Regions from separate parts of the Homo sapiens genome. Here region 2 is linked to region 1. A link is a contact called in ENCODE Hi-C or POLR2A ChIA-PET data. All regions are on one chromosome and are shown on one strand. The core of a region is the stretch at or near the end of the contact, and the rest is flanking DNA. Distances in the headings are between cores, read along the strand shown.

Evidence for each region. A loop is a pair of places that touch in the nucleus more often than their neighbours do. ChIA-PET counts read pairs that join two places held with the same protein, here RNA polymerase II (POLR2A). Pooled maps may share reads with other maps.
Region 2: a pooled map shows a loop between it and region 1 (5-fold over the local background). The contact joins the enhancer-like site here to the promoter of RAD1 in region 1. A Hi-C loop is called at or near these places in 1 of 50 pooled maps. POLR2A ChIA-PET finds 5 or more read pairs at or near these places in 2 of 52 experiments (AG04450 and activated CD4-positive, alpha-beta T cell).

Annotation. Positions count from the first base shown.
Region 1 is chr5:34,913,842-34,919,683 of GRCh38, forward strand. RAD1 (RAD1 checkpoint DNA exonuclease) reads right to left here and starts at 1,663. Exons shown (of 6, transcript NM_002853.4): 1 at 1,575-1,663; 2 at 854-1,120. The coding sequence starts at 1,051. BRIX1 (biogenesis of ribosomes BRX1) reads left to right here and starts at 1,870. Exons shown (of 10, transcript NM_018321.4): 1 at 1,870-2,056; 2 at 4,523-4,634. The coding sequence starts at 1,898. It also overlaps a transcript of TTC23L not described here. RefSeq lists enhancers at 1,247-1,852, 1,299-1,358, 1,379-2,278, 1,853-2,458.
Region 2 is chr5:32,208,535-32,214,949 of GRCh38, forward strand. No RefSeq gene overlaps it. Among named protein-coding and RNA genes, the nearest start is that of GOLPH3, 37 kb to the left of the region's middle. RefSeq lists a silencer at 3,071-3,230. Within about 2 kb of position 2,702, at least 5 of the 41 ENCODE cell types and tissues checked have a DNase peak (open chromatin) inside an H3K27ac peak, as active enhancers do.

The DNA.
Region 1 (5,842 bases), core at 413-2,912:
ACGAATGACTTGATAATGCATGAGCAACATTAGTTTCAACTTTTATTATGATTTTTTATTGATACGGGGGTCTCACTATGATTACCCAGGCTGGTCTTTAATGCCTGAGCTCAAGCGATCTTCGTGCTTCAGCCTCGGTCTCCTGAGCAGCTGGAAATACAGGTGTGAGCCACCATACCATGCCCCTGCATGAGGACAAGAACCGTGTCTTATTTACCTCTCTATCCCTGAGATCATGCTGTGCACTTACGTGTTAAAAAACGCTTAGTTGAACTTGCAATCCTATCTGAACCACACAAATATTACTTTGGAAGAACAAAAATTCTATTACAACCAGTAAAGGAAAAAAATACTCTTTAGTAATAGCATATCGCAGTGGAAAAAAGAGCATATATTCTGGAAACAAATATTCAGCGTTCTTATCCCAATTCAGCCACTTACCAGCTGTGGGACTGTTGGCAAATCACTTAAAATTGTGCCTCGTTTCCACATATATAAAACGGGAATAATAACAGAACCTACCTTACAGGACTATTGTTAAGATTAAATAAGTTAAACAATAAGAAGACTGTAGCCTAGCCAATAGCCTAGTTTAATAAACTTTAGTCATTACTAACCATTATCTCTGTAAAACAAGATGGGAAAAGAATTTGTTACCGGGAGAGAAAAAAAATTCAAGTAATGACGTTTTGTTCTCTAACTTAAGACTATTATTTATTTATTAAGTTATTTATTATGACTATTGACAAGTTATTATGACTATTAAGTTATTTTGTCTACTGAAACCTTCCGATTTCATTAAATTACATTTAGAGTATCTATGGCACAGGCTTAAAGGCGCCTACTTCCATACCTGAATAAAAGCATTTGCTTGCACACACTTTGCATTTTCCACTGTTACTTTGATACCATTTTTAGTTGCGAAACACGTGGCATGTTCTCGGAAATGAATAGCTTTCAAGATAGTGGAGAGATTCCTAACGTTGTCAAGGCTGGCCACAAGGCTGTACTGATCATCCTCGTCTTGGATCTGTTGGGTCAGAAGGGGCATCGTCCACTGCGCATTCGGCCCCGAGGGATGCTCCTGGGGCCAACAACTTCTCGGCGGATCGCCAAACACCTGAAGGGATTAGACAGTAAAACTCCCATCAGTGCTGGCGAGGTCCGGCGAGCTCCACCTGCGCTGAGAGGTGGAAAGGGGCTGGGAGGCTGAACACGGCTGACCAGGCCGAACCCCACCTATGTCACTTAACTATCTTTGTAATTCTGGAGGAAAATTATCTAAGCTACGGTTTCCTCGTCTCCGTAAGAGGACAATAACGTGAAAAGTTGTGAAGAATGAAGACACGCAACTGACACGGTATCTCCCGGCCAAACAGGAGCTACAAATCCGCGGGGAGTCGGTTTTGTGCAGCCCGCGCCACCAGCCCCGCCTCCAACAAAACAGGCGATGGCGGGGCGGGCCCGGAGTGTCCAGATAATCCTCCAAGAGTCCCAGACAACCCCATTCACCAGCCCGCCCGCGGGACAGCATCGCTTACTAGTCTCGGGGTCCCCGAGTGCGGAAACCCTACCTTTGCGGTGGGGTCTGGACGCCCGAGAGCCCTTCTCAGCAAAGTCCCTGAAGAGGAGCGAGGCGGCTCCGAGGAACCGCGGAGGAAGTGAAGCCAGTCCCGCCACTCTTCAGACCGGCCCTCCACCTCGGCCACCGTCACCACAGAGCTGAAGGAGGCCTAGAGAGCCGCGCGTGCCGCGCCACCGAGACCGGAAGGAGGCGGCACAGACCTGGAGGACGACCGCGGAGCTGAGCGCTTAGAGCCGCCGAACCATAGAGATCGGAAATAGGAGCGAGCGGCAGCGCCGGAAAGGAGGCCAAGAGCGCGGGCGGCGAGGCAAGATGGCGGCAACCAAGAGGAAACGGCGTGGAGGCTTTGCAGTTCAGGCGAAGAAGCCAAAAAGAAACGAAATAGATGCGGAGCCGCCAGCTAAGCGGCACGCCACAGCAGAGGAGGTGGAGGAAGAAGAGAGGGACCGGATCCCAGGCCCCGTTTGCAAGGTAGGAGGGGATGTCCCCGGGCTACACCTGCGGCGGCGGCTCTGTGCGCCTTTTCTTGGGTTACTTACTTGACTACAGCCTTGCTTAATTTCAGAGTAGCCCGGGTGTTAACGGTAGGTCGGTTTTAGCAATTCTCCCGGCCAGACTGGGCACGGAGTTTGCAGCTAATCCTTGTGCACGTGGCCGTCTTCCTGGAGGCGGCGGGTTTTAAAACCTTTACCCGGCCCACGGGGAAGCGACTTACAGGGTGCTCAGATCCAGCGTTCTTTCTTACTAGTTGTTCAGTTGTTTTTTTTTTTTAATGTTTTTGGAGAGTAGTGCTTTTCCTTGGTTATTTCTCGCTATTATTTCTCCAGTGATTAGTATGCCCATATACTGCCATAGTCAGCCACTCTCAGTCAGGGATCCTGAAGTACGTTAGGGGAGCCTTTAAAAAGTTGTTGCCCTTGGGACTGTGACTCTGACTTGTTAACCAGGTCATTAACTCAAGAGATACTGAAAAATAGACTAGGTAGTATGAGCTTTACTTGTATTCAACAGACATTGAATGTGCCATGCACTGTACCAAGTTAGGCTTCCTTTGGGTTTGAGATTGCAAAGATGACTAGAATGTGACCTCTTCCTCCTGAAATGTTGGAGTTTAGGAGGAAACTTAAGAATTCAAATAAGTTGATGGTTTTTATTCAAAAGAAGTGCACACAAGTTGTTAGAATTAGCTTTCATTCAACTAAGAACTCTTCTTAAGCTAGACAGAATACTGTGAACAAGGATTATCTTTGACATTAATTTTTGCGTCCTCCGCACTTAGCATAGTACTCTAGCGCGGAGTAGGTGATAAGTAAATGACCCCGTGTGGTGTGATGGCAAGCTCTAAGAAAGAAGTGAGCTCTGTGGAATGAAAGATAAGTGTAAATTCTAGCCCCGTTATTAACAGCAACATTCTGTGCTCTTTTCTGACCTGCAGATTGGGGGGCAGGGGGAGGGAATATTTACTTTTTATGAAAAATAAGCTGGACTTGTACACTTCCAGTAAATGTTAGTGTTCTCACTCTTCCCTTGAGCTAGGTAGTATCTATAATCTGAGCCATACTTCGATACATTCTATGGAAGTGCAGGAGATATAGATTATTTTTACCCTAGTATAATAAGATAAAGAATCATGAAGGATTTAGCCCGTAAGCTGCATATCAGAGGAAGTGTAGAATTTTGACATTCAAAAAATGAGAGGGAACACTCCAAGGGAGAAAAAAAAACCGATGAAAGACTTTGAAGTAGGGAAATGCTGAAAAATGTAAAAAATAGAGCCAGATTGGATTGCATTAGGCTTCATTTGGGGCAATAATGATGTAGACGTGAAAATCTATTTTAAAATTCAGTGTCAAAGCTATGTCATTTGAACTTTGTTTAGAAAACTCTGGGAAGTAAGGATGTGATGGAAGTATTACTTTAAAAATGGTCCAGCGTGGTGGCTCACGCCTGTAATCCCAGCACTTTGGGAGGCCGAGGCGGGTGGATCACTAGGTCAGGAGTTCAAGACCAGCCTGGCCAAGATGGTGAAACCCCGTCTCTACTAACACTACAAAAAAAAAAAAATCAGCCAGGTGCAGTGGCGGGCACCTGTAATCCCAGCTACTCGGGAGTCTGAGGCAGGAGAATCGCTTGAACCCGGGAGGTGGAGGTTGCAGTGAGCCGAGATCGCGCCACTGCACTCCAGCCTGGGTGACAGAGTGAGACTCCATCTCAAACAAACAAACAAAAAAAGTAAACTGTTGAAAAAGCTAGTCAACCATATCTATTGGAGGTGCTCATGTCTGGGAAGGTTAGCCATTTAGGAGTTTTGCAGTTAATATAAGACTCTAAGTAAGTGCAGTGTGAATAAGAAAGGATTAAGAGTTGTGGGAAATTATTATGAGACATCTGTCATGGAGAGCACAGAAATAAGAGGGCTAAGAAAGAACTTTTAGGGTTGGAAGGAGGAATTGGAGAGATTGAAGTTGAAAAACAAAGAAACCAAGGAGGGCATTTCTGGGTGGCAGATGTGGTCAGTGAATGTTGGTGAGAGATGAAATTAAAGGAGTCAGGATGGTTTGACTTGGTTATGAGCTACTTGGAAGCTCATAAAAAACAAACAGGGCCAGGTGCGGTGGTTCTTACCTATAATCCCAGCGCTTTGGGAGGCCAAGCCACTTGAGCCCAGGTGTTGGAGACCAGCCTGGGCAACATAGGGAGACTCCCATCTCTACAAAAAAAAAAAAAAAAAAAACTAGCTGGACATGGTGGCACATGCCTGTAGTCTCCAGCTACTGTAGATGCTGGGGTGGGAGGATCACTTACTTGAGCCCAGGAACTTGAAACTGCAGTGAGCCGTGAGCACTTCAGCCTGGGCAACAGTGTGAGACCCTGTCACAAAACAAGATCAGTTCAGTATAAGATTTTAAAATCTTTTAACATTTTCTTTTTCTTTAGGGAAAGTGGAAAAATAAGGAACGGATTCTCATCTTTTCTTCCAGAGGAATAAATTTTAGAACAAGACATTTAATGCAGGACTTGAGAATGTTGATGCCTCATTCTAAAGCAGGTGCCTTTATATCATATACTTTAGAAATTTCTATCTATAAACTTACCTATTTTTATGTTTTCACTTATTTTATATATTCTTCATTTGTTCAGTGTTCTCACGAAAAAAACACAATGCCTTTTATCCTTTCAAGTGCCACAATTTTTCCAGTTAACATTTCGTAAGAAATTCTTTAGATTTCATTAGGTAGATTCTTTACTTTTTAAAACAGGTGTCCTAATATTATTGAAACATTTCTTGAAGGTCCAGGAATGCCTTCACTGTAATGCTTCTGAAGGTCCTGAGATAGGTGGGATGGTTTGTCCTAAGTGCTAAGGACTGCCACATGTTGCTTTTTGGGCCTTTTTTTTTTTTTTTTTAACTGTTTTTATTGAAAAATGGACCTGGGATAGAATTCAAAGCACTTTTTAAGTTGGAGTCAGAGCCTATTTCTAAATGCCAGGTTATTTATTTATTTTTAAGCAGTGGGTTATTTTACAGGCAAGAACAGTATGGCCGGGCATGGTAGCTCATGCCTGTAATCCCAGCACTTTGGGAGGCCGAGGTGGGTGGAACACTTGAGTCCAGGAGTTCCAGACCATCCTGGGCAACATGGTGAAACCCTGTCTCTACAAAATAAAAAAAAAAAAAAATGAAAAAAGTAAAGTAAATTAGCCAAGTGAGGGGGTCACTTGCCTGCAGTCCCAGCTACTCAGGAGTCTCAAGCAGGAGGATGGCTTGAGCCCAGGAGTTCAAGGCTGTCATGAGCCGTGATTGCGCCACTACATTTCAGCCTGGGCAAGGAGCAAGACCCTGTCTCAAAAAAAAAAAAAAAAAAAAAAAAAAGTTTGGAACAGTGGAGTGGCAGCGCCATCATATGGCTGTTGTTGTGCTTATGTTGAGAGGTGCTTTGGGGTTTTTTTGTTTTTTGTTTTTTATTTTTAAAATTTTAACTTATTTTAGATTCAAGGAGTATATGTGCAGGTTTGTTACACGGGCATAAAGTCAGTTTTCTTTGACACCTAAGATTAAAAAGTGAAAGATATTTTCATTGAAACTGGTTTCCTTTAACACAGTCTTTGGTTTGTGAGAATTTTCCCATTTTTGAAAAGGATTCCTAGAATACCTAAATATTGAGAAACACTGCTTACACTATAATTTCTAATTCTTACAGACTATATTTTACTTATTTTCTTTACATTTACAAAGAGTCAAGATTTTTGAGCGAT
Region 2 (6,415 bases), core at 1,452-3,951, 2.7 Mb before region 1:
CGGCCGCCCCTACTGGGAAGTGAGGAGCCCCTCTGCCCGGCCAGCCGACCCGTCCGGGAGGGAGGTGGGGGTGTCGGCCCCCTGCCCGGCCAGCCGCCCCGTCCGGGAGGGAGGTGGGGGGGTCGGCTCCCCACCCGGCCAGCCGCCCCGTCCGGGAGGGAGGTGGTGGGGGGTCAGCCCCCCTGCCCGGCCAGCCGCCCCGTCCGGGAGGTGAGGGGCGCCTCTGCCCGGCCGCCCCTACTGGGAAGTGAGGAGCCCCTCTGCCCGGCCAGCCGCCCGGTCCGGGAGGGAGGTGGGGGTGTCGGCCCCCCGCCCGGCCAGCCGCCCGTCCGGGAGGGAGGTGGGGGGGGGGTCAGCCCCCCTGCCCGGCCAGCCGCCCCGTCCGGGAGGTGAGGGGCGCCTCTGCCCGGCCGCCCCTACTGGGAAGTGAGGAGCCGCTCTGCCCGGCCAGCCGCCCCGTCCGGGAGGGAGGTGGTGGGGGGGTCAGCCCCCCCGCCCGGCCAGCCGCCCCGTCTGGGAGGTGAGGGGCGCCTCTGCCCGGCCGCCCCTACTGGGAAGTGAGGAGCCCTTCTGCCCGGCCACCACCCCGTCTGGGAGGTGTGCCCAACAGCTCATTGAGAACGGGCCATGATGACAATGGCGGCTTTGTGGAATAGAAAGGCGGGAAAGGTGGGGAAAAGATTGAGAAATCGGATGGTTGCCGTGTCTGTGTAGAAAGAAGTAGACATGGGAGACTTTTCATTTTGTTCTGCACTAAGAAAAATTCCTCTGCCTTGGGATCCTGTTGATCTGTGACCTTACCCCCAACCCTGTGCTCTCTGAAACATGTGCTGTGTCCACTCAGGGTTAAATGGATTAAGGGCGGTGCAAGATGTGCTTGGTTAAACAGATGCTTGAAGGCAGCATGCTCGTTAAGAGTCATCACCAATCCCTAATCTCAAGTAATCAGGGACACAAACACTGTGGAAGGCCGCAGGGTCCTCTGCCTAGGAAAACCAGAGACCTTTGTTCACTTGTTTATCTGCTGACCTTCCCTCCACTATTGTCCCATGACCCTGCCAAATCCCCCTCTGTGAGAAACACCCAAGAATTATCAATAAAAAAATAAATTAAAAAAAAAAAAAATTAGCATTTTTGCCATCCTGGTTTGTTTTTTCTTTGATGCAGGGTCTTGCTCTGTTGCCCAGCTGGAGTGCAGGGGCGTGATCACAGCTTACTGCAGCCTTGACCTCCCGGGCTCAAGCAATCCTCCTGCCTCAGCCTCCTGAGTAGCTGGTTCTGTAGGCATGCACCACTTTGCCCAGCTATTTTTTAAATTTTTTGTAGAGATGAGATCTCCCTGTGTTGCCCAGACTGGTCTCAAACTCCCGGGTCAGGTGATCCTCCTCCCTTGACCTCTGAAAGTTCTGGGATTACAGGTGTGAGCCACCACGCCTGGTCTCCATCCTGTTGTAATAAAATGTTATAATAAAAAGAAACCCCATCTCTACTAAAAATACATACGTGGAGGTATGTGTTCAGGTATTTGGACTCCCAGATGAACAATCTGTAACATTTGGAGGTAGGAGGCTCCCTTTGTTTGGAATATGCCTACCCCCCTCCGGTATACCTTTGCCCTGCCTATGATCTGTGAGTTAGAGTTAATTATGCATGAAAAGAGACTGAAGAGACTCAGTGGGTGTCCAGGTCTAGGAAATGCAGCTGAATAGAGCAGCAGTGCTGTGGGACCACCAGGTCCACTGTGCTTCCAAGACTTTGTTCTGAATAGTCTTGGGGCCCAAGCTCGGTGTGGAGAGGGTGAATGAAGGATGGGTGGTTTGGGCAGGGGAGAAGAAATGCACTTGGCACGAAAACTGCTGAGAGGACATTCCGTGAACCCCCTGGGGGGGGTGGCTTGGCAAGTCATTTCACCCCTCTGGGCTTGAGTTTATCCTCTCTAAAATGACATGGTTGAAGAAGATACTCTCTACATTTTGTGACTAGTAGAGAGAATTTGTGAGACCACTAATTAAGAATGAGTGTATTATCCAGCCTGGCCAACATGGTGGAAACCTATCTCTACTAAAAATAGAAAAATTAGCCAGGCATGGTGGTGCACAACTGTAATCCCAGCTACCCGGGAGGCTGAGGCAGGAGGATCACTTGAACCCAGGAGGTGGAGGTTGCAGTGAGCTGAGATCGAGCCACTGCACTCCAGCCTGGGTGACAGGGAGAGACTCCATCTCAAAAAAAAAAAAAAAGTATGAGTTTAGGTGTTTAAAAATGAGAGGTAGAAATAAATGCTGATTTACAATGTTATACACAATTTATAAGATTTTAAAGATTTTTTTTCTAATTTTGATAAAGTTCCATGTTGTTGTGAAGACTATTGCTTTGTAAATAGTGTGGGGGGTACGTGTGTGTGTGTGGACAGTACATGTACTCTTCTGTACACACACGCACATGCACACCACACATGATTACCATGGAAGCCGCCATGTCAGTGCGCCATGATTCTGCCCGTGTGCAGGTGACTGCCTCAGGGCTGTGTACTTATCCCAGCTGAGACACTCTCAATCCTTACTCTGGAGATTTAGATCTGAAAGTCCCAGGGTTATAAATTTTTAAGTCAGGGGCTTTAGGATGCACATTTTCCCTCACTTGGACCAGAGAAAACTGATCCAGAGAGAAAGTGGGGAGGAAACAGAGTAAACAAACTGAGAGGAGCCCCTGAGATGGAGAAAGAACGTAGGCAGCATTTGCATTTCTGGTTCCAGTAACTGGGGAGGCCCTGCTATTTCCTGTCATTGAGTTTCTGAGATAGAACAGGATCCTTATGACAACTTCCCCCTTTGGTTAAAGCACAATCAATTTGGGTTTCTCTCTTTCGCAACCAAAGGGAAAAAAATCAATAGCTAACTCACAAGTTCATTGTAGGGAAAAAGTTCAATTAAAAAATATATAAAGAGGCCGAGTGTGGTGGCACATGCCAGTAATCCCAGCACTTTGGGAGGCTGAGGCGAGTGGATCACTTGAGGTCAGGAGTTTGAGACCAGCCTGGCCAACATGGAGAACCCCATCTCTACTAAAAATACAAAAATTAGCTGGGTGTGGTGGCAGGTGCCTGTAGTCCCAGCTACTCAGGAAGCTGCAACAGAAGAATAGCTTGAAACCGGGAGTCAGAGGTTGCAGTGGGCTGAGATTAAGCCACTGCACTCCAGCCTGGGTGACAGAGCGAGACTCCAACTCAAATAAATAAATATATATATATATATATATAACCCCAAATATATGAACATCTAATGTGTCAATAAAAATAAAATAATATATAAAAAGGAGAAAAAAATGACCAATAAATCCATTGCTTTGAGATAACTTATCTTAACATTTGGGAATGTTTTCCTGCTACTTTTCCATGCATTTATGTAAATTAAACTAGAATTTTGACTTTTTTTTTTTTTTTTTTTTTGGAGACAGAGTCTCACTCTGTGGCCCAGGCTGGAGTGCTGGAGTGCAGTGGCATGATCTCGGCTCACTGCAACCTCCACCTCCCGAGTTCAAGCAATTCTCCTCCCTCAGCCTCCCAAGTAGCTGGGACTACAGGTGCCCACCACCAGGCCTGGCTAATTTTTTGTATTTTTAGTAGAGACAGGGTTTCACTGTGTTGCCCAGGCTGGTCTTGAACTCCTGAGCTCAGGCAATCCACCCGCCTCGGCCTCCCAACGTGCTAGGATTGCAGGTGTGAGCCACAGCATCCGGCCATGATTTTTAAATTCATACTTTTTTCACTGAATATATTGTGGCAAGACATACTATTTGATTGCACAACAGGGTGACTATAGCCAATAATAACTTAATCGCACATTTTTAAATGAGTCTAATTGGATTGTTTGTAACACAAAGGATAACTGTTTGAGGGGATGGATAGCCCATTCTCCATGATGTGCTTATTTCACATTGCATGCCTGTATCAGAACATCTCAGCCGTGTGCGGTGGCTCATGCCTGTAATCCCAGCACTTTGGGAAGCCGAGGTGGGTGAATCACGAGGTCAGGAGATGGAGACCATGCTGGCTAACACGGTGAAACCCTGTCTCTACTAAAAATACAAAAAATTAGTTGGGCGTGGTGGTGGGCACCTGTAGTCCCAGCTACTCTGGAGGCTGAGGCAGGAGAATCACTTGAACTCGGGAGGTGGAGCTTGCAGTGAGCAGAGATCGCATCACTGCACTCCAGCCTGGGCAACAGAGTGAGACTCTGTCTCAAAAAAAAAAAAAAAGAAAAAAAAGAATATCTCATGTACTCCACAAATATATATACCTACTGTGTACCCACAAACATTTTTTAATGTAAAAAAAAGAAAATATTATGGACATTTTCTTATGTCAGTTAATATACCTCACAATATGATTTTTTTATTATTTTATTTTTATTTTTTTTTACAGTCTCACACTATTGCCTGGGCTGGAGTGCAATGGCACAATCTCAGCTCACTGCAACCTCTGCCTCCTGGGTTCAAGCGATTCTCCTGCCTCAACCTCCCAAGTAGCTGGGATTACAGGTGCCCACCACTACGCCTGGCTTATTTTTTGTATTTTTTAGCAGAGATGGGGTTTCACTATGTTGGCCAGGCTGGTCTCGAACTCCTGACCTTGTGATCCACCCACCTTGGCCTCCCAAAGTGCTGGGATTACAGGCGTGAGCCACTGCGCCTGGCCCACAATATAATTATTATGATTATGACGATTTGTGTTTATGAGATTTTTGTAAATGTATTCTTGTAGTATGAGTGCAAAGACAAATTCAGTTTGATTTGATCTATTTCTGAGAATAAGATCTGTGATGTAATTAATAGGAAAGAAAAAATGGCTAACATGGAGGGGCGATATTGATTTCTACTAAATGAGATAAAGAATAAAGTATTTGCATAATGTAATTTCCTTGAAAACTGATCATTGATAAAAGCCACTCTTTCTTTCTCCTTTACCATTTACCCAAACACAAGGAAGTAGTTCTAGAAATAAAAATAGTTTTTAGAAAAAAAAGTCAACGTTTACTAAGCACTCCCTATGACCAACATTGTACTATGCACCTTTCATGGACTGCTTTTTAAAATACTCAAGTAATTATATGTAATATCTAGTCAAAAAATGGGTATTTCAAATTCCCCTCTTGATACTTACTGCAAGAGAAACGACATCAATATAAGTTTTGCTGGCCAGGTGCATAGCTAGACTATACCTATAGTCCTAGCTACTCAGGAGGCCAAGGTGGGAGGATTGCTTGAGCCCAGGATTTTGAATCCACCCTGGCCAACATGACAAGACCCTATCTCTTAAAATGAATAAATAAACAAATAAATAAAATAGGGGTACTCAATAGATAAAATATTTATTTATTTATTTTTAATGGTTTAATGTTTAATGATAATCATTGTTTTGCCATGGGGTAACTAGACATGACTGGCAGTTTATATAAATAACCCATAATTAGTCCACTTCAGTACAAACCAAATAATCAGTTTCTCTCTTTTCTTTTTGTGAATTTTCCTGGGTCATATTGACAATTTTTCCTAATACTACACACTGTTTCATCTTTGTCTTTTTCATGCATGCTTCATTGACACATATAAAATTAAATGTCTGCATCTTGAAGGTCCCAACAGTTAGTTCTTTGGTTCCCAAATCTTTTGTTTGTTTATTATTGTTATTATTTTACTTTAAGTTCTGGGATATATGTGCAGAATGTGCAGGTTTGTTACATAGGTACACATGTGCCATGGTGGTTTGCTGCACCTAACAACCCATCATCTAGGTTTTAAGCCCCGCATGTATTAGGTATTTGTCCTAATGCTCTTCCTCCCGTTGCCCCCAACCTCCAACAGGCCCCAGTGTATGATGTTCCCCTCCCTGTGTCCATGTGTTCTCATTGTTCAACTCCCACTTATGAGTGAGAACATGACATGGTATTTGGTTTTCTGTTCCTGTGTTAGTTTTTTGAGAATTATGGTTTCCAGCTTTATCCAAGTCTCTGCAAAGGAGATGATCTCATTCTTTTTCATGGCTGCATAGTATTCCATGGTGTATATGTGCCACATTTTCTTTATCCAGTCTATCATGATAGGCATTTGGGTTAGTTCTAAGTCTTTGCTATTATAAATAGTGCTGCAATAAACTAGATACAATATTTATAATAAAACTAGTATTATGTTAATATAAAAGTTGAGATAAAGTACAAGGTCAAAGCCAAGGTCTGATTACATTGCTTTACCATGAGACCCCCTTCACTTCCCTGAAAACTGATGCTGAACAATGCACCATAGCTTCTATCCTTGGGTTCCTTTCTCAAGCTTTTTCTAATCATTGCTTTTCTTATGTGGAAGCAGGCAGGGGCCTAGTGATGAAGGGTCCTATTAGGCTGGGACCTGAGGGGCTGAG